Linked DNA regions of Homo sapiens: all the other regions are linked to region 3. The links are chromatin loops, found by intact Hi-C in ENCODE. Cell type or tissue: endothelial cell of umbilical vein. All regions are shown on one strand. Links, peaks and the distances in the headings refer to the core of each region. The heading gives the core; the rest is flanking DNA. Region 1 overlaps LYPLAL1 (lysophospholipase like 1). Region 2 overlaps LYPLAL1 (lysophospholipase like 1). Region 3 has its middle 150 kb from the start of LYPLAL1.

Region 1 (5,677 bases), core at 485-5,484, 120 kb before region 3:
TTGGGTTTATGAGAATAAAATTTCTTTTTGGAAGATATGTTGACTTATGAAATTATAAAATCTAAGATTTATTAATTTCATATTATAATATATAATATACCAAATTAAAGTGGGGGTAAAAACATTTTTTGTGAGATGAGCTAATTAATGTCTATAAAGCCTCTTTTTTCTACATTGAGATACAGAAAGAGACCACAAAAGTGCAAAGGCAGTCATGTTTGTTTTTGTTAACTGTATAGTTCTTTAACCAGCCAGTGAAAATAAATCTTCACTAAGTTTTATGGAATTATACACATGCCACAAAACACACGTTTCTTGACCTCTTATACTGTGACAAAACATTAGTGCTATTACCCCACTTTTCATATGCTGGATTCTTCACATACGTTAGTTATTGATTCATAGAGCAAATAATATTCAAGTCTTTTGTTGCAGTTTTTTGTTGTGGTGGTTGTTTATCTTAGTGATCTAGCTGAACCTCTCGTATGTATTTGTTGTTTACCTTAGTGATCTAGCTGAACTTCTCATGTATGTATTCCCTGAGTTAGAAACATCATAATTACAAATGCCCTTAAGCTGACATCATATAACATAGTTAAGAACTTGGGCTCTAGACTCAGAGTGCTGAGTTCTAATCCTATATTCCTCACTTTGTAGGTGTCCAGTCTCCTTATTCTCTGTGTCTTGGATGATGGTAATAATATCTACCTTTTAAAGTTGTGGTAGTTGAACTAGTCAGTTCATGTGAAATACAAATGTGTCTGACATGTAATGTTGAAAAAGTTTTCTTGCCATTATTACATACTTCATACCACCCATCCTATGGTCACCTGGATAGCAAAAGGCCACACTGGAACAGTGGTACCACTTGGAGACTTACAGGTAGCTTAGTTGTTTCTTCCCTACCAGCTGCTTACTTTTTCCTCAGTGGTATATGAGCTCTGCTTCCCTCTTTCTTTTTCATTGCTCCTAGATTATTTAAACAAGAGTTACTGTTTAGTATTTTTCTACTAGCTTTTATACTTTTGTACAGTGTCTATTAGGGTACATTTAAGTTGTTAGGTCAGATTTAAGTGCTATTCATAACGTTTTAATGAAGGAGGGATTCAGTGGGAAATAAAAGAAAAATGCATTTGAGATTCCAAACAATTTTTATTAAGCACACACAACCCATAGTGAGGAATGAAGTTAGGTAATTTTTTTTTGAAACAGGGTCTTGCTGTGTTGCCCAGGCTGAAGTGCAGTGGCGTGATCATAGCTCACTGCAACCTAAACTCCTGGACTCAGTGATCCTCCTGCATCAGCCTCTTGAATTGTTAGGATGATAGGCACTTGCCACCATGCCTGGCTGTTTTTTTTTTTGTTTGCTTGTTTTATGTAGAGATGGAGTCTCTCTATGTTGCCCAGGCTGGTCTCAAACTCCTGACCTCAAGTGATCTTCTGCTTCAGTCTCCCAGAGTGTTGGTATTATACCTGTGAACCACCATGTCTGGCCCAGGCTAGGTTTCTTTTAAAAATGAATTATAATGGGAAAAACTAGCAAAATGTAAGATTGGAAAAGAAATATGAAGGGGATAGGTTCAAAAGTTGTTAACCTTTTATTTTGTTTAATAATCTGTTCAGATTTCTGATTTAATGTAAGACAGTATGTCCTAATGGGACCCAATCTCTGAGAGTGTAGTTGTGTTTGTGTAACTTTATAAAACAAAACTACTCTCTGTATTTGATGTAGATAGGAGCCCATTCTTTGCGGTTTTATTTGATTAGTGGTACTTTGTTATGTTGAACTCAGTTTTACAAACTTTTTTTTTTTTTTTACAGTATGTGATCTTCTACCTTTTCTAGGTAGTGTGTCTAGCTTGGACAGGTCAAAAATGATACTTCTCACTAAATTTTATTTTCAAATTGTCAATAAAATGTTATGTGCTGGAGTATAAAAGAAACTGAGAAATTTACAGTCTAGTAAGGCAGAGAGGGAAGTAAAGTATTCTAATACTGTACAGGTATTATTGAAGAACAATGTCGAAGGTATAGCGTAAGCAGCAAGGAGAGAAGTAAATCTTTCTGGGAGTTGGGAACTGCTTTGTTGAAGTGGCAACTGAGTCTTAAAGAATAATTGAGAATGTGACTGGTAAACAAGGACAGAAACATGTTCATGAAAGAAAGCAAGGGACACATTAAATCCTTCCAGGAAATAGTTTGGTGTACATCCCAAATCCTAGTATCATTGAATTATATACAGGGAGTGAATGATGTGATCAAATGGGCATTTTAGAAAGATTATGCTGACAACTCTGGAGGGCTGACTAGTCAGTGTGAAGGTCAGAAAAACAGCAAGAAAGCAAATGCAATAGATCTAGTAGAATGATGAAGTGCTAAACTGACACACTATTTTAAGACTTCAGGAATACCAGGATGAGTAAAACTACATTTAAAATTTTAATCATCTGTGGGGTTTAGCTATGAAAATTTTTTGTTTTCTAAGCTTTCTGCAATGGATATGCACTGCTTTCTTAATAGAAAAAATAGTAAACTTTGTTAAGAGAGAGAGAACTCAGCAAAAGGCTCATTACAGGGGATGTTCAGTTAAAGGGGGTTCCTTGGAGACATTCATGGATCCTCACTCTGCACATTAGGAATATAAGAAAAATGTTGATTTTTTAAAATTTATTTTTGTATATTTATGTTTCATATGATTCTACCAGACATTAAGATAAAACTTAGGGAAAACAGGCAATAGAATAGTGACTTTTAAATTACTTTTCGAAAGTTGGCAGTATAGTCATTGACAGAACCAGGATTCAAATTCTGTATTCTGAGAAAATTATTAATAATAGATTGTCCTGCCTTCTTCTGGCTTTATTAACATATTAACAGTGTCCAGTGTGCAGAATATAAGCATTTTATTGTCAGTACATTCTCCATCATTATTAAAGCCTGTCTTGAACTCTTCATTTCCTTCTAGTTTGTTTCTGTCTAAGACAGGAAACTGGAGAAAGGTATATCATTTTTCCCTTGTGTATTGTTGTGCTTAGAAAGTACATATGGTAGAGATAGCTTTAAATTAATTGGCATCTATATTGCACTGGATAGTTTTAAAATTGCCATTACATGTCAGTGTTTTCTATTTAGGTAATGTTTTAAGTTCTGAAGTTGTTTTTATATACATTAGATCTCCTGGGTCTTGCAGTAGGTAAAAGTAAAGTAGGATATAATTATTTTCATTTCAGAGGTGAAGAAACTAAAATTCAAAGTGTTCCTGGCTAATACAGAGTTGGGACTAGAACCCGGGTCCCCATAATACCTTCCTTTATTGGCCACTAGGTGGTGATAATTCGTTGTTAAGAGAGAATACTGTTATAATTTAGGCTTAACTTAGATCTAGGATGTATAGAACCTGACAAATGATATGAATAGATTTATCAGAATTTTGATAATATAAGCATATTATCAGAATTTTGAAGCAGAGAGAATCAAGTCTTTCTGGAACTACACTGGAGTAATTTACGTGGATGATCTAAATATCCATCATGACAGGAATGGTTGAGGGAATGATGGCCTATTAATAGAATTGAGTATTATGTAACCATTAAGTACTACATGCACACACACATAAAAAGCACTCAGTAGGCCGAGGCGGGTGGATCATGAGGTCAGGAGATCGAGACCATCCTGGCTAACAAGGTGAAACCCCGTCTCTACTACAAATACAAAAAATTAGCCGGGCGCGGTGGCGGGCGCCTGTAGTCCCAGCTACTCGGGAGGCTGAGGCAGGAGAATGGCGTGAACCCGGGAAGCGGAGCTTGCAGTGAGCCGAGATTGCGCCACTGCAGTCCGCAGTCCGGCCTGGGCGACAGAGCGAGACTCCGTCTCAAAAAAAAAAAAAAACAAAAAAAACAAAAGCACTCAGTAAGTATGTGTTCAATTAAAAATAATTATAAAATTTTGTAATTCTGTAGAAAGACTTTCAAATTAGTATTACATGAAAAAAATAAGATACATTGAACATGTAGAGTTAGTTTAACTGTAAAAATGAAATTTAAGAGAACATGTCAAAATTCTGTACAGTACAAAATATTGTAAAATTTTGTACAAGAAACTTTTGTACAAGAAACATTTTGTACAATGGGTGTATATTAATTTTGCAATAAGATTAAAAATAAAAATAAATGAAGGGATAGTTAGAATTCCCAAGATGAAGTCTAGCATCAAAATTTCCAGCCTGCCTTTTTCTGAACTTGTACACGTTTTCTCTATAGCCCAGCTGGGAGCTAAAACTTCAGAATGATAGCATTCTTCTACTTTCTTTGAACATATATGTATTTTAATTAAACATTTTATGTTTCTTCAACAACTAGTAGGACTTTAAAGGCTCTGGACTGTTGTTCTAACAGTTTTCCATAGAGGAAAATAAATATTTTGTTTATCCCACAAGTTTTGTATGAGAGGAGATATCCAAATAAATGTAATAGTCATAATTTCTGTATTCCCAAATCTGAAGAATAATTATAATAGTATACCAGTTAAATGGAAGAGGTGTTGAAATTTAGAATGGTAATGGACTTTATTGCATGTTTAAAGTTCTTTTCAGTTGATAGCACACTTTAAGTGGATTTTTTTAAGGATTTTACTTTCAGATTGATTATCTTAATGTTCCTAATATAGTCTTTTTATAGATTGTTTCTGTTTTATTTTATATAAAGAGTTCATAAAGCCAGGTTTATTATTTTTTAACATGTTTTATTCAGCTTGTTAATCTTAAGTGTATGTTGAAATGTTAACTCTTGACATTTTAAATACTTTGCCAGCAACCGTAAATACCCGTTATAACCATTACCTACAATGGATTTACTATTTTCGTATTTACTTATTGAACAGTAGATTTTATATCATTTTTTAGACTCTTAGGTGGAAAATTGAATTCAAATAACTAGTTCTTTGTGTTAAATTTTCTTCTGTTAGGAAAAAATACACAAAGTCCCTTTTCACAGTAGTGTCCTATGCTAAAGGTCATTGTATTGTCAAAGACGGCTAGTGAGGAGTTGCAGATTACCTCACAAAATCATAAATGGGAAAGGGACTTAGATTAAATCTTAAAATAATAATATTTCAATGAGTATATTTTTCTTCATTGTAACTTAAGAGAATTAAACATGAAGTTAAATGTCTGCAGGATGCATTTATGTGTATTCATAATGACATTTTATGTGCGGGTAAATGTTTTCTTTCTCTCTTTTTTTTTTTTTAAGTTGTTACCATCAAAAGTCTCTGAAACTACATAAAGTGATTACATTCCCTGGTCAACAAAAATGAAGTGTTTGTCACTTCATATGTAAAATTTTCTTGATAGTTATGCTTTTAAAATCTCTTTTTAATGTAAGTTTTTGCCTACTAATCTTTTATTTACATTTTATCTTTTAATGATCTTTATCTTAGCCTCAAAATTATCTATGAAATACTAATTTTATTTTTGCTTCATTTATAAATTTTGAAGCTTTTTTCAATCATTCGTACAGCTTAGATGGTCTAGAACTATGGTAGCCACTAGCTACATGTTGCTCTTTAGTTAAATAAAATATAGAATTGGTTCCTTGGTCACACTAACATATTTCAAATATTAATTAGTTACATTTGGCAGACACATAATTCAGGCTCTTGAATTTCTCAGAAAAAAATA
Region 2 (5,677 bases), core at 78-5,077, 140 kb before region 3:
AAGTGGATTTCTTATAGACAACACGTAGTTGGGCTTTGTTTTCATCTTTAACCAAACTGATAATTTGTCTTCTAAGTGATTTGTTTAAGCAATTTACATTTAATGTAACAATTAATATGCTTGAATTTAGGTCTACTGCTTTTCATTCCTCTGTTTCCCTTTCACACTTTCTATTGAATTATTCGTTTTTTAATACACCATTTTACTTTATTTTTTTTCTGATTGCCATAGGGATTATGATATACATAGCAAAGCTTTTTTACCTACTTAGAGTTCTTTGTTGTTTTTTTTTTCCTTGTAACTATATAGGTCCCTTTATCCCCATCTTGTGTATGTTATAGTTTTCATATGTATTTTGTCTGCATACATTGAAAACTGTATCAAACAAGGTTATAATTTTTGTTTTCAACAGTCAACCATATTTTAAACAGCTTAAGAGGAGAACAATAGTTTATTGTATATACTCAGTTGTGGTCTATTACAGCATATAAGTGTGTTTTGATTAAATTGTGAATTACCATTTTGATTATAAGGTATCCCTTTTCCTCAACTGTATTTAATAGATGTTTTAAATCAGCTAAGGTAGGGGCATAGTCAGTAAAAGTCAGCAATTAGTTTGCTGTGTTGATTTAGATGGAAAATACTGCTTTTTTTTTTCACTGTGGTAATTTGGACTCTTTAAATGAAGTGCCCAATAAAGATTTTTATTTCTATAACATGCTTTAGCTATATTTACAATTAGAGATTTTCTTAGTTTGTGTTTATTATTAGAATTTCCATTTAAAAATAATTTTTAACAAGCCATTTATGATTTATATGATAATATAGTTTCTTTTGGTGTTTTAAAAAATTCTAAAAGTAATAAGATTTGCATAGTGCCTATACTTTTAGATTCACTGTTTTTCCACACAAAGTCCATGTTTGTATTTTTCAGTAAATATGTATTCTAAAATAAACTAGGCACTTTTTATTTAGGCATAGTAAACCATGAATTCCTCTTTACTCCATCACTTAGAATTCCTATCTGAAGCATGATAGTAGGAGAGCCCTCTCCTGATAACAGTATATCTGTACTACAAGTATGCTAGTAAGGAACCCTACTAAAAACAGCTATTTTGAAGAAATAATGTACTTCTTTGGTAAGTATTAGGTATGTTTAAATAGGTACTAGTATGGAAAAGTTTTCTTAGATATGATTTTTTAAAAAAGAAACAAAAATGGACTGTTTTCTACAAATCACAGTGTAGATTTTATAAGAGTTAAAGTCAAAATATATTTGGAGCAAAAATAAAATAATTTTAGACATTGTTATTTCTGGCTGGCACAAATTATTCCCAAGTGGCACAAATGATTACTGAAATTTATTCAGCAAATATTTAGCATCTATTCTATGTCAGGCTTTGTTCTTAGCACTGGGTATGTATCTGTGGAAAGAATGAAGTCCCTGCTCTCAATGAGCTCATGTAGAGACAGAAAATAAAAGGGAAATTAAATGTAATAATTTCAAATAGTGATAAATGGTATTAAGACTGGGGATAGAGAGTATATGTGTGTGTTGCAGGGTAAAAGGGAGGTATACTTTCAGTTGGAGAGTCAAAGAAGCTCCCCTGAGAAGGTGACACTTGAGCTGAGACCTAAATGAACAGTCGGAGCCCACCATGCAGAAATGTTGCAAAGAGCCCTCTAAGTAGTGGGGATATCAGATGCAAAGCCACTCAACTAATAATAAGCTCGTACTATTTGAAGAAAAGGAAGTGACAAATGTGACTGGAACCTAGTGAAGGGTGGGAGAGAGAAGTGGTATGAAATGAGGATAAAGAGGAAGACTGGTGCCAATTTGTTAACTTAAAGGTTATGAATGAACTTTCGATTTTATGACTTTAAGGCAACACAGATCAAAAACAACTTGGTATCAAGCTGAATGTCAACTTTTTTTTTTTTTTAACCTTGGACATTTTATTCTAGCTTAATATTTTACCAATGTGTAATGGGTTGGTTGATTGATTAACTTAGGAACCACACAGATGTTCTTTGCCAAACATATTTATTTATTGTGGTAATGTCTGAGGAGTTTTATACCAGCTAATAAAGTGATTTATTTGAGGAAGAAGGTGAATGAGTATAACATATGTGATAGTTTTTAGCTGTTTAAAAAACAAACTTTTATATTTTATTTAAATGTTATTCTAACATTTTAGGAGATTTATACATTCTTGTTTATGCTTTCTTAGCAAGAAAGTTCTAAATTATTTTTGTCTCGTTAAATTTTCTCAATTACTCCATTTGAACAGAATTTTAATTTTCTTAGCTACCACATTAGTAACATACTTACATTGGGATTCTACTTCTGCTGAGCATCTATCTCTAATTAAGGCATTGTCAAAGAAAAAAGTTAAGTGAATGCCACTTTTTTCCATTAATGGCTGAGTTCCCAGAATGATTCACATTTTAGCCTATGATATCATCCTTATTTAAGTATTTAGACAGACAAATAAACACAGAAATAGCAGAGTAAAATGAAAAGGGAAGTAGAACAATTCAGAAGGGTAATAGGCTCATTTGAATTTTAAAGTGAGTGTTGTATTTTTGATATTTTGATTTAGAACTTCACTGTGATTTTAGTGACAGTTTGACTACAATTTGAGGTTTCATTTTGTCTGACAATGACTATTTGGAAAGCACCTACTCTCATTTTCAGAGTAATGAAAATGAGTAACTCAAAACTAGTTAAGAAGCTAGTTTTGAGAAGGGATTCTGGGAGGAGGAAGGTTTGAATGCTTTCTGCCTTCTCTCCCCTTCTGATTCTAATTTATCTACCTTTCTAGAGCCACACAGCTTCTGGGGTCAGAAGGCATATGGGGTTGTGAGATAATTTATGCTTATTGGAGTCCTAGTATAGAGGTGGTGCAAGATTTTATCTTTTCTGCAGCAGTTGAAAGCCTGGATAAAGAGCAATGAAGGAAAAGCTCAGTCTGCAAAAATCTGCCCTCCTCATAGGTTTATGTCATAAAATGTAATTCTCAGACAATAATGCAATATTAATTAGAATTCCAAAAGGATTTTTTAAGGATAATTATTTGAAAATAGTTTCAAGTTTACTAAATTTTTTGATAAATTTATTGGATAATCAAGAACAATAGATGCCTGAGAATAGCTAGGACAAGTATGAAAACACAGACTAGAGTAATGATAGGAGAGGGGAACTTACCTTACACAACTTCAAAATATGCTCTAAAACCACTATAATATGATTAACGTTATATACTAACTTAATAATTAACTTAATAGATACTAAATAGAAACTAACTTAATAGATAAAGAGATTAGTGGAACAAAATAGAGCCTTTCTCAACTAAAGCTCTTCAGCTGAATCACAAGACATAGAAAATTATTTGAGTGACTGTTCCCCCGCCCACTGCATGTATGATATAGAACGAGCACCATTCTAGATGTATTAGAGGGAAGTCAGTTCATTATATATAGCATATGTCTTACAGAAATCAGGGTTAGAGAGACTAGATAATGCAGAACTATAAAATATATGGCAAAGATAAAATTTCACTGTTTGCTGAGAAGGGTGTCTTCCTCCTTTCCTCCCTTTCTCTCTCCTTCTTTTAATAGCACAAGCACAATTGACTATCATATGGGATAAAATGAATTTGAATCCTTAGGTTACTCCATGTATGAAATTCCCCCAAAATTCAAGGCTTAGGTGTAAAAATGAAAACAAAAGTCTTAAAAGAAAATCTGGGCTACTATATATAAAAAATGTATGGATTGGCAGGAGCTTCTTAAGCAAATCTAGAGACCCAGAAATTTAAATTTTTTTTTAAAAAGACATTATATCAAATGTAGAGTCTTTTGTCCAGTAAAAAAAAAAAAAAAAAAAACCCTTAAGTACATAATAACGTAATATCAATATTCAAAATAGACTTGGAAGAAAATACCTGAAATATATGCAACAAATATTTGTCAATAATAGACAAAGTACTCTTTTAAACAAGAAAAAAATTGAAATGACAATAGGAAAAAATAATAGCAAATGACATCAGTCAGCAATTCCACTTATGTGGAGTTTTAGAACAGGCAAAAGAAATCAATGTTGATAGTCTCACTCAGTAGTTGCTTGGGAAGGTTACGGGAGTTGCTCGTGAAGGGGCATGATGGAATTTTCCAAGGAAAAGGAATGTTCTGTATCATTGTGGAGATGGTGGTTGCATTGTAAAAAGTAATTGAACTATACACCTAAAATGTGTGTAGTTCAATATAGTTTATATATGTAAATTATACCTCAATAAAGTTGGTTTTAAAACTTCAATTGATACTCTTAAATGGTAACATTTTAATGTATGTCAGCACCTACTGCTATTACTGCTGTGGGCAAAAGGATATTTTCCTACCTTTCCTGTAGAAAGGTAAATTTTTACAACTTTTATGGAAGCAACTTTGAGACATCTATTAAGACAAAAATTGTACCTTTTAATCCAACCTGTTTCTTGACTCTTTTCCATAGGAATAAAAGTTCCAGTAGATAAAAACACGTATGCATATGTTTAATGAAGCATATTTCTTAGTGGCTAAAAGCTGGGTACCAAATTAATTCCCATTATTAGGGGAATGGCTGATTAAATTGCAGAATATGCTTATCATAGGATATAATATAGCCATTAAAAGGGTAAGTTAGAACTGTAACTGATGAAAGGATTTCCATGAGATATTGTTGAAGGAAAAAAGCATGATGCACATAATAGAATCAGATAGACTACTTTATTTTTGAAAAGAAATAGTGTGCCAAGAAATAGCCTGTAAATATGCATATTTTAATTTATAAGAATAACATTGAAGGATATATTTCAGATCATTTACACAGTTTACCGAATGTAAAGGACAAGATGTGTGAGGGAGTTGGAGAGAAGAGGAGGAATGTAGAGATGGGTAAAAAATGAATAAGATTGACATGAAAAACATCTAAACAATGTATATATATATAATCTCATATTTAAAAAATTTTATGTATCTGCATAAACTTAGGGAAAACATTTAAGTTTTTATGTACTGACTTTCAGAGGTATTCATCATATCCATTTAAATTTTAGAAAATGTGTTACAAAGTAATGTTTATATGATTCTATTTGAGTAAATAAAAGATCCCCGTATATGAATTTTTGTTAAATTTTAGTCAGTTCAACTTTCTTGTTTCCAGGTTTTTTTTTTAGTTTCTCTGAGAAACTTTCCAAATATAACCTTGACGTTCAAGCCCCTTAAGTGGATGTCCATTTATTTTGGGGTGGTATGATCAATATTGAAAAATGGTGTAATTTTGTTCCCTTCCAGCACCACCCACTGGTCCTAAAGATTGTATGCATCCCAAGGCCAATGACAATTGAATATTTCTAGCTCCTTGAATATGCTGAGGTTCTACTTGGGTTTTTCACTAGAGAAGAAGTACAAAAGCATGTTCAGGTCTCACCTGTTGTCTTTTAGCCGTCTATTTTTGTTTTTCAATTTAGCTGCACATTTCATGCTTTTACTTTACTAACTTTGGTGGGTGACAGTATACAGCTAAATTTGAGATGGCAAAGTAGAGGAGGTATTGGTGTGGAAAGAATCCTGTGTCTGGGTTCATCAAAGGGAAATATTACTTGTCATTGGTTTAGAGTTCTTTCAAATTACTATA
Region 3 (5,677 bases), core at 226-5,225:
GCCTGGGAAACCCCAAAAATCAGAGCTTACACAACCTGCCTATAATATACTTGTCATTTAAGCTCACTCTAAAACGCAACCTCTCAGCTCTCTCATTTGCTCAGTTGATAAATGTATCCACACTAATTAAAAGGGATGTAGGAGCTGCAGCAGTGTGATTAATATACTGGCTTGCACAGATAAACATGGTGTTTATAATAGTCAAAAGTAAATTCATTCTGGAAGACAATGAGGCGAACAATTTAGTGAAGCATTAAACTCAGGCACAGTGATTTTGGAACCAGATAACTCATATAAAACATATTCTATATTTTATAGAATATAAATAATGAAATGTATTTTTTCTTTCTTGGGAACTATTGTTATATCTTGAATGCTTTTAGGCATTCTTCCAGAAGTCAAACAAAAAAGGAGAAATTGTTTACTTGAAACTTCTAAGAAGTAAAGAAGGTGATAACTTACACAGGTCATCTCTGAGCTTAAATTGTGCGATGCTAAGAACAAAGAAATCAGAAGGGTTAAGATTCCTATGTGTTTTCACTTCCTCACTTAGCCCATTTTCTGTCCCAGTTTTTCAGTCCTCTGTTGTTCCTGTTCTTTCATGAGCATCAATGTGTGTTCAAAGTAAAAATTGAATGCTTAAATACTGCAGTAAAGGGAAATTAGAAAATCTTAAGTTAGTTTCAGTTTTAGATTTTAAGGCTGGATTCTAAATGCCAGTTTGTTTAAGCGATGCTTTTCCCTTTGTTTCTACATGTTGAAATAGGAAAGTTCTGTGGGAAATTGGCTTCCTGGTGTGAAATGCAAGACTTGAAGTTCAAAGATACTTGTGAAATCCAGTCCTTGTTTTGTTCATTAATTTCTATAAGCAAGCACAACTATTTAGCTAAACAATTCAAGACCTAACTGAACTGTTAAATGTATAAACAGCGGGACAACCATGGGAACTAATTGCCCTTCCCTGAGATGCAGCGACATTTGGGGAAAAGTCACCATATGCACATTTCAAAAGCTGCAGGTGCAACCACATGGAAAGGTTAGGTCAGTTATGGAATTGAAAGTATACTGAAAATATAAACTAACATGAACTAGGAAAAAAAGACCTCATGAAGAGGAAGAAAAATGAGAGGTGGGTGGATTCAGACCCTTGTAAAGACTTCCTGTCAATAGTCCTGGTTTCTCAGGGAAGTCTCATTATGTGGCCTTCATTAGGTGAGTTTGAAAGAGGTTAGGGAGGAAGGGGCTGAGCCAAATAGGGAAGCAGTAGGGTATCCCTTCTCATCTGTCTGTGCCCCACAAGGTTGTTGATTGCTGAAATGGGCAGAGCAGCCTGCCTGTCACATGTGGCATAATGAAATTCCTGCCCACGTCTGTTGTGAGCTCTCTCCTTTGAAGCTGGGCTCTGTTACGGCTGCTCCAAATGAAACATGTACCAAAGTGACCCATGGACAGGGAGAACTGTGGTTTCCATAGAGCTGGCATTTGTTCAACAATGTATAGTATAAGCCTGAATAATAACCGAGGCAGTTTAGAAGGGAAGAGGGCAAAGGCAAAAACAATAATAAAAACCTTAGAAAAAAGTACAGTGGATTCCTGCAGTTGCTTTAATCTCCCCAGTATAACAATATTTATGGAAATATACTATCAACACTGAGAAAGAAATATACACACACATGCATATATACTAAAACACACACCCATAACCACCCATATAGTAATAATTAAAAGGCAGTGACTTGAGTCTCCTTACCTTTCTGAACATCTGTCATGTTTTGGCAGATCATCAAAGCTCCCAGGAACATGGTAACTGACTAGTAAGCCGATGCTCTCTTCACTACCCAGTCTAAATGTGCGTTTCTCTCTGGTACTGTTCCCAAATGGTGGTTCTTTCTTACCCACTGTAAGGCCCCTTTTTCCTGCAGTGTGCATTTATTCTTTACCCTACAAGAAAACAGAATGTGACCAGATGGTTGTTACTAGGAAAGAATTATCCTGAAAAGAAACTAGATGCCAGTTTCTGATTCTTAATTCTCACTCTGTAACTTATGGGTTAAAGGCCCTGAATTTTAAGCTTCATTCTTTTTGGAGGGATAAGTGTGACCACGAGTTCTCCTTTTCTCCAAAGACGAGTGTATAGCTCCTTCATAGAATGTTCTGAAATGCCTGGAGGAACTGGGTCAGCTCTGCAAACAGTACTTACTATCCTTTCACTCTGCAGAAAGCCTGACCTTAACAATTCCACATCTATCCAAATATAAAGAACAAAAGGTAGTGACTCGGCCCCTCTCTCTTATCCCTTCCCCCTCTGCACTCGTGTTTCCTGCATTTAATAAAGGCAGCAGCTAAAATTTAATAGGAATTGGATAACCATGAAGCCATCTCCTGGAGTTACATAGCATGTTTTGTATTATAGTGTTAGGATTAAGGAAGGAAGAAGGCTAAATCTGCCTCTTGCTTCAAAAACTGGTTTCTTGACATCAGATTGACATGGATGGTGAGTGAAATACAGGATGAAGCCAAATAGTGTGTGTGTATGTGTGTGTTGGTGAGTGTGTGTTGAGGTCAGGTTGAAGAGTTGCAAAGTAAAAGTCAGTACATATGATTTTTGTTATTGTGGCAAGTTATTGCTCTAACTGATGTTTCACTGAGTCATCTAAATGTGCATAGAGTAACCGCCTTAAATACAGAATGTATTCCAGTAAAAGTGCTATAGCAAAGCTCCTTGGCTTTTTTCAAATAAGGTGTTTTCAAGCTGACATGCTGTTCATTGGGTTTGATGGTGCACACAGGAGATCTGTGTGTTCCCAAATACACCAACCTTCTTAACCATCACTAGACTGAGGCTAGTTCCTATGGGAAATATAAACTTCTTTGTTTTCAAAAAAACATATGGGCCAAATTAGAAAGTAAATAAATGAATACCTCTCAAGAATCCATGATAACACTTGCCGAGCAGTGGGTCAGGCCAGATTTAATCTAAAATCTTTCTGCTGCGTGTAAATGATTATGTCATAGCATTTGTCTTTAATTACTCACCTCTTTCCAAAGGCTTGACTCATAATGCGTTTCTCAGTTAACCACAAACACTTGTACTACAAGATTTGTCATATAGATTCACTCACTCCCTATACCCACCCCTTCTTCTTTCCCCTTCGCTACAACATTGTTAAGTCGTAGCTCCTGAAAAAGAAATTTTGAGACATTGTCTAAACCACCCCTTCCCTGATGTTTTGAAAATTTCCATGCAAAGAAAAATGGCACCGTCCCTTTCTTGACTCATGAAGACCACTATAGTAGACTTAATAGTAGTGGGAAATAGCAATACTCTATCATCATGGTTTTACACTTATATGACTTTGTTCCTCTGAGAATTTCTAAGAGTTTCAAAACATATGAAAAGAATAAAGACAATGGGTTGTAGCTTGTAAATGAGTACAAGTCAATTAAGCACCCACATACATATTTTTTCCTTCATCACTTCACTTCTCACCTCACCTTCCCCTGTGAGAAACAGAATGAATTCTGATTTAATTGAGTGAATTAAATCAGTCATGTCCTCAGCCCACTTAGCACATATTGTTAATCCACTCAGTTTTAGCAGAGGTGTTGGCTCTCATTGGTGATTGTTTCCATATCTTCTGACCAATCCTGTAAGAAGTTTGGGATTATAGAATTTGGGGGAAATATAAGAAATGACACAATCCTAAAGGTATGTCCATCCAGGATTGGTGTTATTTGTAGGTAAAGTAGGAATCACCTAAATGATGCAATTTGGGAGGTTTAAAGGATTTTCATCTCAGCTTACTACAACCTCCACCTCCTGGGTTCAAGTGATTCTCCCTGCCTCAGCCTCCCGAGTAGCTGGGATTACAGGCACCCACCACTATGCCCTGCTAATTTTTGTATTTATAGTAGAGGCGGGGTTTCACCATGTTAGCCAGGCTGGTCTCAAACTCCTGACCTCAGGTGACCCGCCTGCCTCGGCCTCTCAAAATATTGGGATTACAGGGGTGAGCCACCACGCCCAGCCTTAAAGGCTTTTTGACTCCCAAATCTTGATCCTACTAACCTGAAATTTCCATTTTGTTAGTTCGTGAGGGTTTTTTGTTTTTGGTGGGTGGGGGGTTGGGGGGTGGGGGGGCATTGAATGAAAAGGTCTCTAAACAGCCACAAGAATTTTCTTAAGGTTAGAATGAAAATTGCAATACTGGCAGGGCTTAATGTCATATTAGTTTGTGCCTCCAGGAAGGAGGTGGAAAGATGGCTGGGACCCTGAATCTTCATTCTGTATCTGTTGTCTATTATAATTCCAGTGGAGGTTATTACTATATAGGACATGATCCCCAATTCCCTTCTGGGATTCTTGACTCGGGGTAGTGGCCTAAGGCCCCGTATCAACAAGAAAATTCCTTCTACCTATTTGATTCAAATTAGATTAAGTAGCCTCCTTGGCGCCTTTCCTGTAGTGTGGACCCTAGTAACTTAAATCCTGAAGTCTTATCAATTTGACAGTGAGAAGCTAAAGAAAGAGGAGCCTTTTAAAAAGTGTCAAGGGGAAAAAGTGTCTCTTGCTCCCCCTAAGCCTCTCATTCCATGTCTGTTTTCCTCTGGATACCAAACAGGTTGCGGCATGGGATTGCATCAGCCTATGGGGAAGAAAAAGAAGAAAATAGACAATCTGCACAGAATATGTAAAAGGAGAACCAAAGCCCAAAGAGAAAAATGCTGAGAAGTCGCCAGCAAAGAAAGCACAGTAAACAACAGCAGGGGCCGGGCGCAGTGGCTCACGCCTGTAATCCCAACTACTCAGGAGGCTGAGGCGGGGGAATCGCTTGAACCCATTAGGCGGAGATGGCAGTGAGCCAAGATAGCACCACTGCACACCACCTCATGACAGAGCTAGACCCCGTCTCAAAAAACAAAAACAAACAAACAAAAAAACAGCAGGAGGCAGAGGAGTTTTCCATAATCGTACACCTTCTACTGATGTGCTCTCCATTAGCCAGCCTTGACTTCACCAACATCACTGCTTCTCCTCCTCAGGGCTGGGTGGAATGGGGTTATGGTGGAGAGCTGCAGAAAAGCTTTAGCCACCCCCAGCTGTTAGAGGGTGCAGCACAACTCGCTTTAATTGCTCATGTATTCTACTGGCCCAAGCAGTCTGCAAGGCTGAGAGTGAGTTGAAGAACACTGACTAGGCAAATGAAGACAAGAAGAATTTGAAATGGCGAGGCAATTGAGGTCCTGAAGAAATGAAGCACATGAAGATGGGGGAGCAGCTCAGAACATCAGGAGGCAGTAATGGGATACTGGGTGCTTGGAGGGGAACGAGAGGTAGTGGCAGTGGATTTCATCTGATCAGCAATTTTATTTGACTTAGTGTGACAAATGGACCAAACAAAGAAACTATTCTGTTGTTGATGATCCCTATAATCATTCCCTAGGAATAGTGTGATATAGTTTGGCTGTGTCCCCACTGAAATCTCATCTTGAACTGTAGCTCCCACAATTCCCACATGGGAGGTAATTGAATAATGGGGTCAGTTTTCCCCATACTATTCTCTTAGTAGTAAATACGTCTCTTGAGATCTGATGGTTTTATAAGGGGAAACCCCTTTCACTTGGTTCTCATTCTCTCTTTGCCTGCCACCATGTAAGATGTGCCTTTCATCTTCCA

What was found. Hi-C counts contacts between places; a loop is a spot of excess contacts. Peaks named below come from ENCODE experiments on the same cell type or tissue, not always from the same donor. Only the 100,000 strongest peaks of a DNase experiment are listed, where the experiment ranks them.
Region 1: a loop joins it to region 3, with 2.3 times the contacts of the local background. A loop is called at or near these places in 5 of 110 quality-filtered maps.
Region 2: it touches region 3 in a loop (2.5-fold over the local background); 3 of 110 quality-filtered maps call a loop at or near these places.

The regions. Positions count from the first base shown.
Region 1 is chr1:219,201,491-219,207,167 of GRCh38, forward strand. All of the region lies in intron 3 of LYPLAL1 (lysophospholipase like 1), which reads left to right. Among named protein-coding and RNA genes, the nearest start is that of LYPLAL1, 30 kb to the left of the region's middle. In endothelial cell of umbilical vein, for the core only: a CTCF peak has its summit at 3,308 (motif pointing right); no DNase peak of the experiment used is centred there.
Region 2 is chr1:219,186,753-219,192,429 of GRCh38, forward strand. The region is part of intron 2 of LYPLAL1 (lysophospholipase like 1); the gene reads left to right. Among named protein-coding and RNA genes, the nearest start is that of LYPLAL1, 16 kb to the left of the region's middle. In endothelial cell of umbilical vein, for the core only: no CTCF peak of the experiment used is centred there; DNase peaks (open chromatin) are centred at 1,839 and 2,439; H3K27ac peaks cover 2,005 bases.
Region 3 is chr1:219,322,184-219,327,860 of GRCh38, forward strand. It overlaps a transcript of LYPLAL1 not described here. Among named protein-coding and RNA genes, the nearest start is that of LYPLAL1, 150 kb to the left of the region's middle. In endothelial cell of umbilical vein, for the core only: no CTCF peak of the experiment used is centred there; a DNase peak (open chromatin) is centred at 2,948; H3K27ac peaks cover 2,976 bases.